2 separate regions of the Homo sapiens genome follow, and region 1 is linked to region 2. A link is an interaction called in ENCODE POLR2A ChIA-PET data of the cell type or tissue named here. Cell type or tissue: Caco-2. All regions are shown on one strand. Links, peaks and the distances in the headings refer to the core of each region. The heading gives the core; the rest is flanking DNA. Region 1 overlaps MYO1C (myosin IC). Region 2 overlaps PITPNA (phosphatidylinositol transfer protein alpha).

What was found. ChIA-PET counts read pairs that join two places held together with the same protein. Peaks named below come from ENCODE experiments on the same cell type or tissue, not always from the same donor. Only the 100,000 strongest peaks of a DNase experiment are listed, where the experiment ranks them.
Region 1: POLR2A ChIA-PET joins it to region 2 with 5 read pairs; 3 of 35 experiments call an interaction of 5 or more read pairs at or near these places.

What each region holds. Positions count from the first base shown.
Region 1 is chr17:1,480,940-1,483,847 of GRCh38, reverse strand. It overlaps MYO1C (myosin IC), which reads left to right. Exons shown (of 32, transcript NM_001080779.2): 3 at 123-238; 4 at 789-987; 5 at 1,290-1,370. Among named protein-coding and RNA genes, the nearest start is that of MYO1C, 10 kb to the left of the region's middle. In Caco-2, for the core only: no CTCF peak of the experiment used is centred there; DNase peaks (open chromatin) are centred at 183, 732 and 1,111.
Region 2 is chr17:1,541,478-1,544,385 of GRCh38, reverse strand. PITPNA (phosphatidylinositol transfer protein alpha) reads left to right here. Exons shown (of 12, transcript NM_006224.4): 5 at 1,359-1,366; 6 at 2,746-2,820. Among named protein-coding and RNA genes, the nearest start is that of PITPNA, 20 kb to the left of the region's middle. RefSeq lists an enhancer at 1,442-2,202. In Caco-2, for the core only: no CTCF peak of the experiment used is centred there; no DNase peak of the experiment used is centred there.

The DNA.
Region 1 (2,908 bases), core at 144-2,643, 61 kb after region 2:
GGTCTTGAACTCCCGACCTCAGGTGATCCGCCCACCTTGGCCTCCCAAAGTGCTGGGATTACAGGCATGAGCCATCGCACCTGGCCCGGGATAAACTTTGGACCCTCTTCCCCCGATCCCAGACCTACATTGGCCCCGTCCTGGTCTCTGTCAATCCCTACCGGGACCTGCAGATCTACAGCCGGCAGCATATGGAGCGTTACCGTGGCGTCAGCTTCTATGAAGTGCCCCCTCACCTGTGAGTGACCCCAGCCCCTCCGGGAGCGACCCCTCTGTCTCCATCTGAGGTGACCCCGCCCAACCCTTACCTTACTCTGAAATGATCCTGGCGTCCCGCGCCACATCTGTGAGGAATCCCACAGTCTCTTGCCCCCCAGTGACCAGAGATGAATGTCGCAACTCAGCTCCATGTGGGTGGGACTCAGTCCCTACCCCGACTCACACCCATGACTTATTCCCCAACTGGGAGTGGCCCCCCAATCTTAGTGACCTCTGAACCCCACCTGCAAAGACCCCCCCCAGCCCTACCCGTGAGTGACTCCAGCCTCCACCTAAGTGACCTCCAGCCTCCCACCTGTGAGAGCCTCTCAGTCCTCCCGCTGGCGGTGACGCCCATTCTCAGCTATGACGGATCTCCCATGGCCCACACCTGTGAGGGACCCCCAGTCCCCATCCTCAAGGGTGTATTCGACTCCCACAAGAGGACTCCACCCAGATGTGGGAGCGGGACTCTCGTGGGGCTCTGCTTGGCCCCCCTCCCCAAACTCCCTGACGAGCCTCCGCCCCAGGTTTGCCGTGGCGGACACTGTGTACCGAGCACTGCGCACGGAGCGTCGGGACCAGGCTGTGATGATCTCTGGGGAGAGCGGGGCAGGCAAGACCGAGGCCACCAAGAGGCTGCTGCAGTTCTATGCAGAGACCTGCCCAGCCCCCGAGCGCGGAGGTGCCGTGCGGGACCGGCTGCTACAGAGCAACCCGGTGCTGGAGGTGAGGGGCAGGGAGAGAAGCCCAGTGCCAGTGCGGGAGGGGAGGGGCAGGGAGAGAAGCCCAGTGTGGGAGGGGAGGGCAGGGAGAGAAGGCTAGTGTGGGAGGGGAGGGGAGGGGCAGGGAGAGAAGCCCAGTGCAGGAGGGGAGGGGAGGGCAGGGAGAGAAGCCCAGTGCGGGAGGGGAGGGGAGGGGCAGGGAGAGAAGCCCAGTGCGGGAGGGGAGGGGCAGCAGTAGCTACAAGGCGGGGTGGGGAGGGCAGGGGGAGAGTGCCAGGTGTCCCTCATACCCCTGTCCACTCCTAGGCCTTTGGAAATGCCAAGACCCTCCGGAACGATAACTCCAGCAGGTTCGGGAAGTACATGGATGTGCAGTTTGACTTCAAGGTACCATGGATGTGTGTGTCGTGAGGATTCCCATTCAGTAGGCTCTACACGTGTGAAGCACCTACTGGGTACCAGGGACTATTCCAGGTGCTGCAATTCCAGCAGTCAAACAAAGCAAACAAAAATCCTGCCTTCCAGGGTGATAAACAATAAACAGGGAAATTGAGGCCGTGGCAGAAAATAAAATGCAGTAAGGAGTGGGGGGCAGGTGCGGTCGTATTAGGGTAGGCCTCACTGAGAAAGTGGCATTTTAATAAAGGCTTGACAGCTGGGTAGGGTGGCACATGTCTGTTGTCCCAGCTCCTCTGGAGGCTGAGGCAGGAGGATCACTTGAGGCCAGGAGTCCAAGGTTACCCTAAGCTATGATCATGCCACTGTACTCCAGCTTGGGCTACGGAGTGAGACCCTGTCTCTAAAAAAAATAGAAAATAATGGCTTGATGGAGATAGGAGCAGGCTGTGCAGGTGCCTGTCCAGGCAGCGGGAACGGAACAGCCAGGACAAAGGCCTGAGATACGAGGGTGCTGGAAGTGTTCCAGGACAGCACGGAGGCCACAGCGGCCAGAGAAGAGAGCAGGGGCCCGCGAACAGAGAGAGGCCAAACGGTGCAGGCCCTTTTGGGTTGTTGCAAGAACTTTTTTTTTTTTTTTTTAACTCTGAGTAGAAGGGGAGTCATCGGGCTGGGTGAGGTGGCTCATGCCTGTAATCTGAGCACTTTGGGAGGTTGGGGCAGGTGGATCACGTGAGGTCGGGAGTTCAAGACCAGCCTGGCCAACATGGTGAAACCCTGCCTCTACTGAAAATACAAAAATTAGCCAGGCACGGTGGTGTGTGCCTGTTGTCCCAGCTACTCAGGAGGCTGAGGCAGGAGAATTGCTTGAACCCGGGAGTTCGAGGGTGCAGTGAACTGTGATTGCACTACTGCACTCCAGCCTGGGTGAAAGCAAGACCCTGTCTCCAAAAATAAAAAATAAAAAAATGACTTTAGCTGCTTCACTGGGAGATTGGGAGTAGACGAATAGATGGGAGGGGAACCAGGCTAAGCAGGGAAAACGGTTAGGGGGCTGATGTCATCATGTAGGTGACAGGTGACATTGGCTCAGACCAGTGTGGTGCAGTGGAAGTGGCGAGCAGTGATTGGATTCTGGATGTTTTAAAGGTTAAGGCAGCAGGATGAGCTGCCTGATTGGATGTAGGGTTTGGAGAAACACAGGCTTCCAGGAGGACTGCCAAGTCCTTGGCTTGAACAACGAGAAGGATGTAGTCACCACTGACCAAGGAGGGCAGACACTAACAGGAGCTTGTTTGAAGAGGGAGAAGGTCCGGTGTTGAGCTTCAGGCCTGTTGAATTTGCGATACCTGTCAGGCATCCAGGTGGAGCAGCCAGGTCGTTGGAGTTGAATCTCCCCATTTCCTAGATGAAGTAACTGAGTCCAGCGTGGGTGGCGTGCCTGAGCCGACGCAGCTAGTGGCAGGGCTGGAATTGGCATCCAGGTCTGGCTGCCAAAGCCCAGGAGTGCAGGGGAGAAGAGGGGCAGG
Region 2 (2,908 bases), core at 114-2,613:
TCGGGGTCTCACAAAGATGAATGTGTAAAAACCCCAGCGCCAGTCTATGAAGTTACACTAAAACGCAGAATTGCTACCGAAACGGGACATTCCCATTCGATGATCAGGGCATTCTTTTCTTGTGGATTCTTCTACATGAGAAACCAAATTATAATCAGAATGCCAATGTGTGGCAAAGAATGTCCGCTTGGCTGAGTGATCAGATTCTTGGGTCCATTGATGAGCACGTCTCGGAGAGGCCGAACTAGGAGAGACTTTCTTAGAGGAGATAGATTCAAAAAAGGTGCTTAGTTGGAGAAGTTTAGTGGCTGGTGTCATCAGACCAGGCCATCCTGGCACTGCTGCCCCCACTCCAGGGATGGCGCTGCCAGAGATGCCACATGCGGGGGCTGGGCCTCCGGGGCCCACCACGGCACAGGAGAATTTCTGCTGACGAGATACTATACCCATGATTTCCTTTTCTTATTCTAACGTGGTTTTCTTGAAGCTGCTAACAGGGCAGTTACTTCAGTGTAGGCCTTTCAGTTGTAATCTTAATCTGGTGCTTCCTTCTAAGTGTCTTTCGTTGGGTATGGGGGAATTACTGACAGTCTTTTGGGTTATTTCTGTGCGTGATAGCTCTTACTCTTTATATTTCAACTTTGCCTCATTTTGTGCTCCGGGGTCACCTTAACTTCAGTTCTGGAGTTTGTTACCCCACACACTCTACAAACATGGCAGTGGGGCAGCCAGCAGAAGTGGACATAGGTCCTAAATTCAGAGGGTACAGAATGAACCGGGCGGTCTCAGGAGCAGAGCTAGTCTGTTCCCCAGTGACATGAGAGGTGCAGTCATTTTCTCTGATAAATAATTGAACCATGCTTTCTAAGGGGTTCCCATTACAATGAGCAGGAGTGCAGAGCCTGGGAGGTTTGATTACAGCGAGAGGAAGGGTGCAGGAGGCAGATACAGTGCATGGCCAAAGCACCCTGCTCTGTGCCCCGGGAGGTAGAGGCTGGGGTAGGGGTGGGAGGCGCCGGAGAACGCTCTGATGCCAGAGTGATGAGTTGCGGCACCTCTGCTGATCAGAGCTGGTCCCTGTCAGTGCCCTGCTGAAAAGAATCCCAAGAAGCCCATAGCGGCGTCGCTTTAATTAAATTCCCTGTTTGGTTTTTTGGGATGTTTGTCTGAGTGAAATTTGAGGGTTGGTGCGTTAAGGTATTTCTGACTCACTGGGGCTTGGAGGTGACCGTGGAATAAGCCACAGGGAGTAAAGTACACTCTGCCATTCGTCCTCCTTGTGGGGGGTGGGGGGCAGATATTTCTTCATCTTCATTAATCTTTTTCTCTCTTCTTTCCATGTCCTTGCCTCGGAGCAGTTATTACAGTAAGTATTGTCAAGGGGGTTGGAACTGTAGATGATGTATAAGAACAGGAGAGAGAAAAATGTAACTGCACTGGTGGTCTTGGGTGTTCTTTCCCTTGGCTGATGTTTGGAGTTGCTGAGGCTCAGTCCTGTCAGTGGACTAACAAGGAACCTGTTAACTGGCATGATGACCTCCTGCTTTAAGCTGCATTGGCCTGCGGCTCCATTAAGTGCATCCTGGCTGTGGGTCTGACATGGACACAGTGGCTCGAGGCCCTGCCTCCCCAGGTCACACCTTTTCAAGGTTGTAGAGAGAGCTCCATTCAACTGACCTGACCGACATCCCTTCCCCATCTGTGCATCTGTTGAGTCCACTGAGCACTGATCCTTGGCAAAGTCGTGAAGTCAGCGGGGTTTCTCTTCCACAGCCGTCCCCTCTGTCATTGCCCACCCGCCCACCATTCAGCACACTCATCTGAGTGCCTTGTCCCTGCCGGTAAACACTGGCTGTCTCTGGGAAACTGGTTCCTGCTGAGGCGTTAATGGGTGAATGTGTTCCTCCTTTGAGAAGTTCCAATTTTTAAGAAGCAGGAAGGGAGGGAGGGAGGCAATAATTAGCTTGAAGGGTTCAGTTACTGAGAAGAAAACTTAAGGCCTTAGCCACAGGCTAGTTGGAGGGAAAGGGGCCATGGTGAGTATCTTCGATGGGTTAGGAAGTCTTCTGTGCTCTTTCCACACTGCTTACTACCCAGAGTGGCTAAATGCATGGATTCTGAAGTCAGACGAAACTGTTTTGAGACCCAACTCTGTCGTGATCTCTGTGACTTTTTTTTTTTTTTCGAAACGGAGTCTTGCTGTTGTTTCCTAGACTGGAGTGCAGTGGTGCAATCTCGGCTCCCTGCAGCTTCTGCCTCCTGGGTTCAGGCGATTCTCCTGCCTCAGCCTCCCGAGTAGCTGGGATTACAGGCACCCGCCACCATGCCTGGATAATTTTTGTATTTTTAGTAGAGACGGGTTTCACCACTGTTGGCCAGACTGGTCTCGATCTTGTGACCTCAAGTGATCCGCCCGCCTCGGCCTCCCAAAGTGCTGAGATGACAGGCGTGAGCCACCATGCCTGGCCCGATCTCTGTGACTTTGGTTAAGTCACCTAACCTCTTTGAACCTCATCTGTAAAATGAGGGTGATTCTACAGAGCTCTCAGGCTGGGGTGAGGATTGAATGGGATAATACATGCCTAGTGTGTCGTGGGCTCCCAGTCAAGTTAACTGTTATTACAAGGCAGAGGCTGGAATCTCCTAGCTGCCCATGATCCAGTAATGCCCATCTCCAGTAATGGGAGATGGTTACTCTCAACTGTGAACCTAGTGACTTTCATGTATTTTTTTTCCTTCTTCCAGAATGAGTACATGAAAGAAGACTTTCTGATTAAAATTGAAACCTGGCACAAACCAGATCTTGGCACGCAGGAGAATGTGAGTAGTAGTTCCCAAAAGCCCCAGGGGTGAGGTCTTGAGTCTCTGCCTTGTAGCCTCTCCAGGGCTACCATGGGGTCCTCTCTGT